Linked DNA regions of Mus musculus: all the other regions are linked to region 2. A link is a contact called in ENCODE Hi-C or POLR2A ChIA-PET data. All regions are on one chromosome and are shown on one strand. Each heading gives the region's core, a stretch centred on a gene start or an enhancer-like site at or near the end of the contact. The rest is flanking DNA. Distances are from core to core; before and after follow the strand shown.

The links. A loop is a pair of places that touch in the nucleus more often than their neighbours do. ChIA-PET counts read pairs that join two places held with the same protein, here RNA polymerase II (POLR2A).
Region 1: a loop to region 2 is called in a map of left cerebral cortex, with 2.5 times the contacts of the local background. The contact joins the enhancer-like site here to the promoter of Cltc in region 2. A Hi-C loop is called at or near these places in 1 of 37 maps with a recorded cell type or tissue (left cerebral cortex). POLR2A ChIA-PET finds 5 or more read pairs at or near these places in 1 of 5 experiments (Patski).
Region 3: POLR2A ChIA-PET joins it to region 2 with 18 read pairs in embryonic stem cell. The contact joins the promoter of Rps6kb1 here to the promoter of Cltc in region 2. POLR2A ChIA-PET finds 5 or more read pairs at or near these places in 4 of 5 experiments (Patski and embryonic stem cell).

Annotation. Positions count from the first base shown.
Region 1 is chr11:86,942,316-86,946,767 of GRCm38, forward strand. It overlaps Ypel2 (yippee like 2), which reads right to left. Exons shown (of 5, transcript NM_001005341.3): 3 at 3,618-3,661; 4 at 2,258-2,366. Among named protein-coding and RNA genes, the nearest start is that of Gm51915, 38 kb to the right of the region's middle. Within about 2 kb of position 2,364, at least 2 of the 3 ENCODE cell types and tissues checked have a DNase peak (open chromatin) inside an H3K27ac peak, as active enhancers do; they include left cerebral cortex, where a contact is called at or near this core.
Region 2 is chr11:86,754,634-86,759,085 of GRCm38, forward strand. It overlaps Cltc (clathrin, heavy polypeptide (Hc)), which reads right to left and starts at 2,934. Exons shown (of 32, transcript NM_001003908.2): 1 at 2,615-2,934. The coding sequence starts at 2,656. Gm42085 (a long non-coding RNA gene) reads left to right here and starts at 3,080. Exons shown (of 3, transcript XR_880101.3): 1 at 3,080-3,243.
Region 3 is chr11:86,542,130-86,546,260 of GRCm38, forward strand. It overlaps Rps6kb1 (ribosomal protein S6 kinase, polypeptide 1), which reads right to left and starts at 2,678. Exons shown (of 15, transcript NM_001114334.2): 1 at 2,437-2,678. The coding sequence starts at 2,577. Tubd1 (tubulin, delta 1) reads left to right here and starts at 2,862. Exons shown (of 9, transcript NM_019756.3): 1 at 2,862-3,101.

The DNA.
Region 1 (4,452 bases), core at 1,114-3,613, 190 kb after region 2:
CCACTGCTCAGCGGGCATTACTAGTGAACTACCACCTCTATTCAGAACTTTCTATTTCTTGTGTTTTAGAACAAGAGTTCAGACTTTAAGTTGTCTTGTTGAGTGAAGAATCAATCTACAAAGTGAGGAAGAGGGGAGCTAGGAGACCAGAGAATGTGCAAACACTCGGTACTATGGATTCAGCAGCTATGGATTCAGCAGATTTTCCTGTGCACTCTGTCTGTCTGTCTGTCTGTCTGTCTGTGCTATAATTTGAGAATAAGACCTGTTGTGCCTGTGTTTAGGGCAGAAATGAAGAAGAGTAAGAATACTAGGGTGAGTTTTCCTCCGGTATCAAGGGGCATTCCTATAATCCCAGCACTGGGAAACAGGCAGGAGGAAGGAGTACAGCCTGGGCTACATAGTGAGTTCCCAGCATCCTGTGATACGAGGTTTTCTTATTAAATAGAAGAAATGCAAAGTGGATCACCTGCCCACCGGCATCCGTGATGGTGGCTCTGAACTCCAGCAGGAAGTCAATAATCTGGGTCAGTCTCTGGAACCGCTCACTTAACTAACCGATTAGCTACTCAGTGTCTCAACCTATGGGTCACAACCTCTTGGGCAAACCTCAGTCTTCAAAAATATTGGCATCATCATTCATACCGGTAGCAAAATTACAGTTATAAAGTAGCAACAGAAACAACTTTGTGGTTGGGGGGTCACCACACCATGAGGAATTGTACTAAAGGGTCACAGCATTAGGAAGGTTGAGAGCCACTGCACTGTAGGGTTGTTCTGTAGGTTCATAAAAATACCAAGACAAAGGAACAGAACAGAGTTGGGTACACCAAGGCGATCAATACAAGCCATCGGATGCTTCCCCGATGTCCTGCCCATCATCACGATAGGGAGTGGATCGCCATCTTTTTTCCTCTCCTGATGCCAGGGTCAAGTTCAGGGCTTCTAGGCAAGTGCTTCCTACAGTACTCACTCCCAGTAAGTTTATAGTCAACAGCTTTTTATAAAATTGTCAGATCACCAAACCCGAACCTCAAGCAACAAATGAAACCAGCCTACTCAGGGTTATCTCTTCCTCTAACCCAACATCTCAATGGATGAAGGAGTTCTAGGATCAACAGCAGAACTGTGATCATGTGGTGGTGCGTTCCTGTAACAACTGCTCGTGGCGGGCTGAAGAAAAGGACCCAACTTTCAGGACAATCTGTCCCTTGGCAAGACCTAACATCACCGCCACCACACGGCCCCATTGCTCCTTAATTTATTTCCCTGTAATAAACTTTATTATATCTTTTAAGAGATTTTATTAGTTCCCCAGAGAGGCCAAGCTCCTCCTGCCACCTCCTCCAAAATACAAAAATCACAGGCTTGTACCGCAATGCACAGGTGACATTGAATTGCTTAGCACTGAAAAGGCTGAGCGTGAGGGCATAAAGCCAGCTAAGAGACAGAGCCCGTTGGAGCCTCATTCTGCTGCTTAGACGGCATGCAAAAACTAGCTGGTAACTGTGGAAGCACTGATCATACTTTTGTAGAGACCCAAGCCCAGCTAACATACTCAGACAGTTCTGTATTTTGTTAGTTGTCTGTCTGTCTGTCTCTGTTACTTCATTGAAACAGGGTCTCATGTGATCCATCTGGGTCTGTCATCTACCTGCTTTAATCTTTTAAGTGCACGGATTGTAAGTGTATAGGACCATGTTTGGATAGCTAGTGTTTCTTATTTTTGTGTATATGTATATACTTGTTGGTGTGTGCATGTGTGTGTTTGTGTGTGTGAGAGAGAAAGAGAAAATGAAGATGTGTTAGGCAGAGGATAGTGTCAAGTGTCTTCCTGAGTTACCTTTTTGAGTGCCTCCCATTGAATCAGGAGCTCCCCCACTGGCTGCACAGGCTGCCTCGGGGATTCTCCGAGTCTATGCCTACCCAGTTCTGGGATTACAAGCATGTATTGCTGCACCCAGCTTTTCCCAAGGGTCCTGGGTATCAGAACTCAACAAGTCCTCATGTTTATGGACAAGCAGTTTGCTGACTGAGCCGTCTTCCCAGGGTTGTTACAGTCAGCTTTCAGGAGATGCTTTAAGGCCCTGCTAATAATTGTACTCGTGCGCTCCCACGGAAGTGTTTCCAGGCCAGGTGAAGGGATGAACAGGATTACCTTTCTTACAAAGGTACGAGCCCCCAGGGCTGAGGGCAGCCCTTGGAAGAAAGCATCCCTTACCCAGGAGGCCCTCCCTCCCAGGCTCGTTGTACTTACATATTTCCAGCCCAAAGTGGTTTTGCAGTTTTCACAGTAAATGTCTGCAACGGCATGTAGTCCTGTTAGCAACACCCGCTCTTCTGCAGGCCCACAGCCCACATTAACTCTGTGCCAAAGACAGAAAGAGAGCGAGCGGGTGGTTAGTCAGAAGGATAAACAGCCATTAGTCATTCAAGCTGAGCTCCTGGCAAAAACCGACTGGACAGGCCTACTCCCAGGGAAGCCTACAGGGAGAAGGAACTGGTCTAAAACTGAAATGAGAAACATCCATCGCCTCAAAGGTAACCACATGGAAATGTCTCCGTGGGAATAAATCCTGCATCTGCAAGATTCAGTTCTGTGGGTTGACCAAAATAGCTCTGGATGACAGTTTGCTTAGGATTTAAATTTTCTGACACTAATTTATAATCTTGTAACTAAAAGAAAACTCACGTTACATTTACTTGTTGGGTGGATACATGCATGCTGTGGTGCCTTCATGGAGGCAAGGACAGCTTTGGGAATGGGTTCTTTCCTCCTACAGTAAGCTTAGCTTTCAAGCGACCCAACTGTGTTGTCAGGCTTGGCAGCACGGCCTTGGCCATCTCTTCCCCCCTGGTCTTGTAATTGAAAGGGAGGCTCAGCCTCGAGATGGTTGCACAGGGGTTACAGAGGATTGCCTAAGACAGTGAACAAGACCATGTGTTTCCGTCTGTATCATCAGGGTGAGTGACCCTTGAGTATCTATCACACCTGCTTTACAGAACACCTGCTCCAAGGAATGAGCTACATTTCCTTTCACAGTTTATCAGATGTCTGCGAGCTTTTGTCTTCCTAGCCAAGTCAGAGGCTGAATCCCGTGACAGGCTGTGTCGACATCCTCTGCAGAAGGGACGAGGCTCTTCCTAAGCCTTGCCCCTAACATAAGTTCGTTCGTTCTTTCTTTCCTCTCTCTTTCTTCCTTCCTTCCTTTTTCCTTCCTTCCTTTCTCTCTCTCTTTCTCATTCTCTCTCTCTCTCTCACATACACCCTCACACACACACACACACACACACACACACACACACACACACTCACACACACCGTCACAAATCTCAGGTCTGGCTGACCTCCACGATGAAGGTCTATCAGAGACCCCTCTAAGTTTTCCCTGTGCTGGGGATACTGCAGCGAGTACCATTAGTTTTAGTTGGAGATGATGCCAACCAAATTTCCCCTAAGGTAACTGACTACCAGTGGTTAATGGGAATGCCCCTAGGGATTTTATTATTACTAATATTACTAAGGCAGAGAGAGGTCATTGATGAATCAGAGGAGTGCTTGCCCCGCCCCTCGAGACTTGCACCCAATAAACAGGTACCCAGTCAGAAACACTCACACTGAGTTGAAGAGGTAGGCTCGCCCTTGACTTCCCTGGAAGGACTGAAATACAAGAAGACAAATCAATAGTTAGACATCCATGTTACTTATTTGGGAAACCGACCCCAAATCGCAACCAACCTGACTGCCCATGCAGAAGGGAGCATGCGGCCAGCAAGAGCTCTAGCTGGCAGGTGGCATGGGGCAGGAGGTGGTGAAGACAGAATAAACAGTTCAGAGATGAAGGCAGCCCACACACTCGGGCTATTTTTACCAGCTCAGGTGACTTGATGGACAGGGGTACAGATGACAAGAGAGTAGCCAGGCTGGTGTGATGGTGCAGTGTGTAACACCAGCACTCGGGAAGCTATGGCAAGCCTGGGACACACTGACAAAGTTGATCTTTATTTAACAACAGAACTGCAAGTAATTAAATACCCCTCCGTTCTTCACGTTGCCCGACAAGGAATTCACTGGGAGAATTAATCTGCACGGATGTCACACACAGTGGCCTCTCACACACAGTGGCTAGGCATGGAAAGCCAGTACAGACCCTTTGGTTTGCCCTCTTCTTACTTGGACCCCAGCACAAGAGCCTGCACTCATCATTTGCCTTGCTCCTGGCCCCTCAGCAGTTCCAGTCCTAAGTGGGGATTCCAGGGCTCCTCTTCTGCTGTGTACGTGATCTCAATGATGCCCAATGGGCAGAAGTCTCATTTCACCCTCTAGCTTGGCCTGCCTTCTGGCTTGCCAGTGACAGACAGAGGTGACAGAAAGAAGCCAGGGCTTACCATGCAATCTGGCATCTCCCTCCATTAGCACAGGTTTCCCTCCTCTGGTCTCAATGAGCTGTC
Region 2 (4,452 bases), core at 1,684-4,183:
TTTGTCCTTTGAGACAGGGTTTTGCTGGCTGGCACTGAACTTTCTGAGTTCTGCAGCCTAGAATTTGTTCAGAATCTGCAACTCAACAAAAATTCCTTCATCACATAAAATATCAAAATTATGTGATATAGTTCCAAGCCTTGATGACAGATCTTCATCTAAACAAATGCACAAAGGGATATGAAAATAAATAGCAATTTTTTATTTGCAACATTCTCATAAAAAGTTTAAAATAAATTAATTTAGAGTTTGCTGTTAACTTTCACAAGTGAACTCTACACTCCTTACTTCCCAGTTCTCCTAAATGCTTTAGAAAGTTGTTTTCTAAGCAGAATGGCAGAGGCTGGGCAATCAAAGACTTAAGATGACAACTGGAATAATCCTTACACTGTATGTTTGTTTGTTAAAAGAGAGGGAATAAAAGTCTGAGATCAGAAGATACATTATCCTTTCGGCACACCTGACTCTATCTACTAGAGTGGGATCCTACCAGCCAAAGCCTAAAGTGTAATGAGGTCCTCCAGAAAATAAGCATCCGAGATCTTCAAGTGTATCTGTAAAGCTATTTTATAAATATTCAAAATCTTTAAATTTTGGAAAACAGTTTCAAATATTTGCAGAAATTGCTACTCACATGCCACACCTGCATTAAATCTGTTTTTAATTAGTGACAAGTTTGGATTCCAGTCTGTAAGACCATTCAACAATTCTGGTCTTGAGTTTAATAGAAATGAAAAACTATTACTCAAATCACCAGCAACGGTCATGTCATCAGCAGTTGTCTTTGCTTCTTTTGTGTAAGGTTTATACACATATTTGCAGAAAGCTATTTCTGGTAACTTCAGTGTGGCCAAGTGTTAATCCCAAAGATGGGAGAAGAAAAAACAGCAACCCAAATCATGGTCAAATTAATTAAAGCAAGCAATTAATTAAAGCTAGATTTTTTTCTGTTGTTAGTGTACACAGGCTGCCTCCCTCTTAACTCAGCCTGAAGAGCCCACTGTCCACTAACATCCAGAACAGTGCTTTCCTAACACTTTATATTCTTAACAGAGGAAACTCAAGCTTGAATTGAGAACAAAAATTAACTTCTCTGTCAGCATTGTCACTTGACATTTTTCAGACCTTTACAAAATAGAGATCTTATTGCCAAAATCAGATGAATTATTTGAAAACTAGTGATGACTGAAGAAAATGTATTCAAGTCATTTAATGGGCAAAGAAGTCCTAAAGTAAAATAATTCGTTAATGTTAGCAACACGGTAAAGTCTATAAAGAAATATTTAATTATTTTACTTGGTGCTAAATTTTAGTTAACCCTCTTTATTATCAAACATCTTTTATGTATATCAATGAAGAAAAGTAAATCAGATTGCCTTCAATGATAAAGCACTCAATAAGTTACCAATATTTGAACTGGATCACTGCACCTCCCCCTCATGAAATTAGCCCTTCAGAAGATGCAGCTGAAAGCAGATTTCTTTATGGGGATACTTGAGGGAAAGTAAATTAATATGAATAAATTATGATGTCAAAGAGTCGGGACAAGTGAACCAGGAAAATCAGCAGTTCAGAAGAAGCGTAATTCAGCGAAGCCCTCCAACAGTCACCTGCCTAGGCCAACTGCTGGCAGGTTGCCAGGTTAGACAATGGTGTATTGACTCCAGGATAAGGTGCAGTGGGGGGCGGAGGGGGGACGCCCCAGACTATTAAAAAGGAGCCAGTTACAGATCAACTTGTTAGGTACTGACACAGAGCAGGTATGCACTTAAACCCGGCTCTGATGAATTCCACGCAGTCCTGTGAGACATACTCCTGCCGTAATCCCACAACTACCTGCTAAATTCCAAAAGGCCATAAATAACCTCTAAATAACTCTCCCTACCTGCAAGAATCAAAGTGAGCCTAAGAGCTACACTAACCCTCTGAAGAAACCAAGAAAGGAAAAATATGCGCGTTCCCCTTGGGACCTTGACCCCAGGCACCGAGACTGACACCGCCCCTTGCCGCCCCTCTATCTTCTTTCTGTTCCTTCAGTGAGTGTGACCTTCGGTTCCTTATAGATTCAGGGAAGGCAAGCCACGAGCCACTGCTACCCTAACCCCAAGGTGCCTTTCTCAGTGGTGAGCTGCAGAGGGAGGATGCAGCTCCTCCCCAACCCACCCGCCACACAATTCCTGGGTGCAGACTCGATGTAGAAATGGGAATAGACCAAGGGAAGGTGACAGCCCCGCGTCGCTCAGGGTTAACGAGAAATCTTGCTCTGGGAGAAACGCGCGAGAAGCTCCCCCACCTAGCCCCTACCCAAATGAATGAACTGAGTAAAATGGGAAGGGGGGTCTGGTATGCGCAGTTCTTGCAATCCAGGAAGCAGAATAAGAGGTCGTCAGACGTAAGGCCTGGCCTCGCCGCCCTTTGCACTCCGATTCGTCATTTCCATCCTAGTCTCATATCATTTAACCCTTTAAGCTTTTAAGACACTGTCCTTCCTCCACCTATGCCAAATACCGACACCCCCCACTCCCCTTCTCTCGATCCCTTTCGGGCCAGGCCGCTAGCTTCTTCCTTCCCACGACCCTCGAAAAGTCCCTCAGCAGCCCCGACTCACACGTACCTGGAGATGCTCCTGAAAGCGAATGGGCAGAATCTGGGCCATGGCGCTGTCGGGGAGTATGGTCTCCTCCTGTCACTGGGGCTGCAGGGCAGTGCCTGCCCGGGCTCTCCAAGGGAGAGGAGGAGACGGGGAAGGGGAGGGGAGGCTGGGCTCAGAGGGATACTCTCCGGGGACGCAGGGAACTGGCAGGCAGACGAGAGAGCTTGGGTCGGGGGCGGAGGCTCCAGGGGCCGGGAGAGCCGCAATGGCGGAACCGGGAGCAGCGCAGACTCCGGAAACGGCTGAGCCCTGCGGAAGGATCCCGAGGCAGAACTCCGCCCAGTCTCCTCACGCCGTCCGCCTTATGTAGCCTTCCACAGACGCCGCGCCGCGGTCGGGCGTAGGGATTCAGGGACGCAGTGCGCGGAGCGCTCTTCGCTGATGCGGCTGCGGGGAAACAGAGGAACCGAGGGACTACTTTTTCTAGACTCATCACTTTCCCCAGGCTCCGGTTTCTCCCTTCTCCCCTCCCCCCTCCCACTTTTTTTTTTTTTTAACATTTTGCCACATCATGCGACTCGGGGCGAACTACGTCATTTCCGTAGGCGCTGTAAGACCCACCCACGCACTTCCCGGTGCACGTGATGCGGGTAGGGAAGGGTCGGTTGAAGGCTGCCAGAGTGGAGGGCGAGAGGCAAGATACTGGCCGCTGCTCCTGGGGAGGAGGTGGCGGTTGAGCCCCCTGCCGGCGTGGCGGCCTGGGCGTGAGGACACCGAGTGCCTGAGGAGAAGGCCGCGGCGTGGGTGCCGCGGTGACTAAGGGAAACGGCCCCGCCGCAGAGCTCCTCGGGCGGCTGGCTGCGGCGCGCCTCCCCCGCCTGGTTTCGCGCAGTGGGTGGTTGCTGACACCTCAGGGAGGGGGACCGTACTGAGCTGCAAGCTTCCTTGCCCTGACGCACGCCCTTCTGACGCCAGGAGAGCCGGATGGCTCCTCGAGATCCTCAGATAAACCATCTCAAAGGACAGGGAAGGCCATGGGAGAAGAATCTCCTGCTGGCCCCTGGAGAGCGCTTCCGCGGACATTTTGGTGGACTTAGATCAGCCTAGTGTAGAGATCAGTTTGGCCTTCGAGAACTGGAGGGTTCGGCCACAGGAAAAAGCTTAAAAGATGTAGATCAAAGGATGGCTAGGGAAAGAAACCTCAGGGGCTGTCTTGGAGCTGAGGGATTGACTGTTAGTCATACATGGTAGTAGGACCATTACCTGTAGTTACAGGGTGGGCGATGTAATAAGCCCTTCAAAACCGGAGCACCTTGCCTTCCTACAGCAGTAAGCTATCTGCAGCATTCATTAGCGATTAATAGCCGCCCCAGAGCTCTTGCTAAAGTGTAAGGTGTAATGTCTCACAATAGCACCAATATAAGGAAGATTTAGAGAGTTCATTTCCACATAGTTCGTCTTAATCCCCCTGAAAGTTCTTGAGGAAATTACTTTCAATGCCCCTTTCAACCTAAAGAACATAAGACAACCACTGGGTGTACAATAATTTTGCGTAAGCGGTTTTGCTTAGAGAAATCTGCTTAGTCATTTCAGTTGCGTTTAGTATTCCCCCCAAATACTGCCTTTCATATCTGGGCTGAGAGGAGAACCAGGCAAGTGAGAAGGCAGACAACAGACCCTTGAAGAAGAGCCTTGCCACCATATTTAGGATGTTTTGTGTTTACATAATTTCACTTAAGCACTTGAATGTGCCCTGTCCTGCAATGTTTGAAAAGATTGTTTTCATAAGACTTTGTCCTTTTCTAGAGGTGGGCAAATTTTAAATTAAAATCCTAAGGGAGTTACTGTTTTATTACAGA
Region 3 (4,131 bases), core at 1,428-3,927, 210 kb before region 2:
AATCAAATCTGTCCAGCTCAAGTCTTCAGGCTCAGAGCTTCCAATAGCCAAGTTTCTTTTGCCCACTGGGCTATCTCTGGTTGAAGACATTTAAATCTATACAATATAATCTGATGAACTCAGTCAGAGGAAACAGGTCTCTCTCTGGCTTAAGCCTCAGTTCCCTTACTTAGAAAGAACTGAGGCAATTCTGGCATGTACCAACGGATTACATAACAAACTAGAAGTTGTACATTCACCATAGGAGACATAAGATTTTCTAAGACTTCAGATTTTTACAACTTTTTTCCCCAGAGTAATCTAGACTCTCTTTAGGTAGCTGACCCAGCGCCATCTCAAGTCTTCCTTTATCCACCTTGAGACATTAGGACATCTCTTAGTAATATACTCAAGGTCTGGCAGTACACACCACTATATTCTTGGCACTCAAAAACCTGATGCAGAGGAATTTGCAAATGCAAAATCACATTTGAATTTGAAGCCACCGCCACCCGGCTACACAGTGACACAAGGTTTTGGGGGTTTTGTTTTTTGTTTTTTAAAAGGACACACTGAAGAGAAACATTTCAACTCTAAAAGTATCTTCTTCAAAATCCTCTTGGATTACTTCTGCTCTTCCTCCTAAATTCCTGCCCCTATGGTTGTGGTCACATTTCATCCTCTGATCCACTTTTCCTGTCCCCCTCCTCAACATCCTTTCAGAATCCTTCCTGCAAAACAAAAGCCCAAGAGTAGGCCAACACTCAAGCACCTACTGTTCCTGAAGCACACTGAGAGAGAGAAAAAGAAATAAGGCTCCATCCAGTTCATACCAAGAACTGTAATGCACTACTGTACTCTCCAAGGATGATAAACCCAGACTGAAAATTCCACCAGCAACTAATCACAGTACTCACAGAAGTGCTCCTTACCAGTTTTCTCTCTGGCTCTACTCCAAAACCACTGCCATATGGAACCAATATAACTGAACAGTGGATCACATTTATAATTAAAGTAATCCTGTGTGTGCTTCAAATTTAGAACTCACCACATCTGATTAAAAGGCTAAGTGGAATTCCACATGAAAACATGAAATTAAAAAGTGCGTGTAATACCCACATTTAGAACTCTGAAATTCTAACTGAGACTCACTTGATTATGAAAAGAATAATCTATGTGGGCCCACTTAATTTCCTAAAGTGTTCAAAGTCCTTTATACATAGCATTTCAATAGTTTGCCAGAAGGGCACAATTTATTCACTAAAGGAAAACTGGGGGTGAGAAGGAGACCCCATGTAAATACAGCAACTATCTAACATCAGCCATAAACCCATATTCTTCTACAGATGACTTAAAGACATTTAAAGTCACTAGGAGGTTATTACTGATGACATTTGTCCAAGATTGGTTATTTAGTTTGATGTATTTTTTTAACCCTTGGTGTAAAATATGTACGTTTCAGTAAGTATTACTGTAGAAAAAATGGTATACATAAATAACAAACTACTAGGACAGCAAAGGTAAAGCCAAGATGTGCACTAGAAAAGCGACTCTAAATTTAAACTTCAGCAAGGAAAACCCTCACACCACTATTCACAAGTCTCGGTTCAAGCAATTTATTTTTGGCGAGACAAATCACAGCTGTCAACGCTTTTTTTCCCACCCTACAATTACATAAATTATTCTGAAAAAAAAATATAGACATCTTCAACTTGAAGGGAATTAACTTACAAATGCCGTGTGTCGTTATGAATGGGGGTTTTTTTTTCCTTTAAAAAGTCACACGGAAGGGGGGTTAAAAATAAAAGGCAAACAAACAAACCCTGGAAGATGCAGCAGAGCCCCCTTGCTCCCGAAATAAAACTCCTGGTGGCTGTCACAGCAGTGCTACTCCCGACAGAAGTTTTCAGCTGTCACTTCTAACAGCTGAGCGCTTCCTAGGAGAGAAGCGACAGGCCGAGAAGAGAGGTGGTTGTGGGGAGTCTGAAGATTTAAGGCTTGCAATCTTACACTCCACAGGGAAACCCTTCCGCATCTCACCTGCACTAAGGGGGACACCCCAACAAGATCGGCCCTCCCCACCCCCAGCACACGCTCACACCACCCGGGCCGCACTCAAGCCCCACAGCTCCAGAAGCCGACCGCGCGCCTTTTCTCCTCGGCGCTCCAGAAACACATTGCTCCGGGGCAGCGCTCAGCTAGGGATCAGGGCGAGCCCTGCACCTGCGCGCCCCGCAGAGGCCTCACACCTAGGGCCAGGTCCGTCCGCCCGCCCGCCCGCTCCCCGACTCGGCCGCGCGGCGCCTCAGCTCCTCCCGGAGACCGCTCGCGTCCCCCCCGGGTCTCCACGCCCTCGGGCACACCAGGCTTCCCGGGCCCACGCCGCCACCCCGGCCCTGTCACCTCGCCGCTGCCCCCCCACCCCGCCGCCCATACCCCGGGGACCCCGGGCCTCACCCCCTCCTCCAGCTCATCCTCAGAGCCTGCATCTTCTGGCTGGTCCAGGTCTATGTCAAACACTCCTGCCATGTCCTCAGCTTCCCTGTGTCGGAAGTCAGGCGCTAGGTAAAAGCCGTCCCGCCTCCGTCGTCGCCTCATGGGCCCGGACCCGCCGCAGACTCCACGGCTGCTGCCGCCATCACCGGCTGCTTAAGCTCAATGCGTCTGCGCCTAGGCCCCAGACTGGCTCCTCAAGTTCAGCTCCGGCGCATGCGTACAAAGTCTTCTGAAGCCATACAGTGGGCAGCGGACATGCGTAGCATTAGCTCCCGGGGCCAGGTACTGGCAGGAGCATGCGCAGAACACCGTCCGAAGCCAAGCCGGGAAAGTACAGCTTGCGCGTTTCTGTCTAAGGCGTTTGCCGGACACGGAGCATGCGTACCATATCTGAAGTTGATAAATTGAAATTGAACATGCGTGATTAGCCTTCCTAAATAGAAGAAGGGAAACGAGGGTCGAAAAAAGACAAGCCCTCAGCAGAGCTCTTCGCATAAGGAGCGAGCGCATTTATTTGTTCTAAGTAGTTTTTTTTTTTAAAGTATTGAAAGTGAGCATGCGCGTAGTGAGAGGGTTGGTCTTCTGAAGTTTGAACCGAACTGAAACTGCCGGTCGCAGAGCTGTCAGTGAGTGTGGGGTTACCGGGGAGCTGATAGGGAAGAAAGGCAAAGAGAGACTCTTGTCTTTGCTATTTGCTAATTCAGTGGCTTGGAAAAGTTACATAACCCTTCGGTAACTCAATTTCCTTAACTGTAAAGTGAGAATAGAATTACCTACAATGCAGTCTTAGACGTTAAGTTGAAAATCTGGTTCACAAGCCTCTGCTCCTTTCCGGGGCTACATAGACTTGATGTGAAGCACTTATCAAAAATACTCTTTTTAAAATAGTCCCTGTTCTCCGAGAGGCTGAGGCAGAAGGATCATGTGTTTCAAGTCAGCCCAGACTAATTAGACAGTTTCAGGCGTAACTGGGCTACATAGAGAGATGTTGTCTAAAAACAAACAACGTCGTTTAAAAATAATAAAGATTTAGTTTCATATTTTATCTGGTCTTTCTCTAAGCTCCAACTTTGTTTTTCTTTCTTTTCTTTCCGAGACACGATCTCGCTATGTAGCTCTGGCTGTCCTGGAACGCACTGTGTAGGTGCAAACTCACAGAGATCGGTCTGCCTCAGCCTCCCAAGTGTTGTTGGGTTGAAAGGCTTGCACCACTATGCCTGGATCCAACTTTATGCTAGTTGGTTTGGTTTTTGGTTTTCAGAGACAGGATTTCTTTATGTGGCCCTGGCTGTCCTGGAACTCTCTGTGTCCTCAAACTCAGAGATCTGCCTACCTCTGTCTCTTGAGTACTGGAATTAAAGGTATAGCCACCATGACTGGGCTTATTGATCTTAACTGTGCTTTCCGGGCCAGAAGACGGTTGGTGAGAAAACAGAAAATTAATGTTATTGAATGTTCTATTGTTGAGCTAACTTCTGATGTCCATGTAGTGTGAAATGTATACAAAGAATTCCTTCAGGATCATATTTCCTTTAGATTATTTATGTGTGTGAGTATATATGCACATGTGTGTGAATGTGAGCACTTATGCAAATGCACAGGAGATGAGGGCATCCAGCTCTCTCTCTCTCTCTCCCTCTCTCTCTCTCTCTCTCT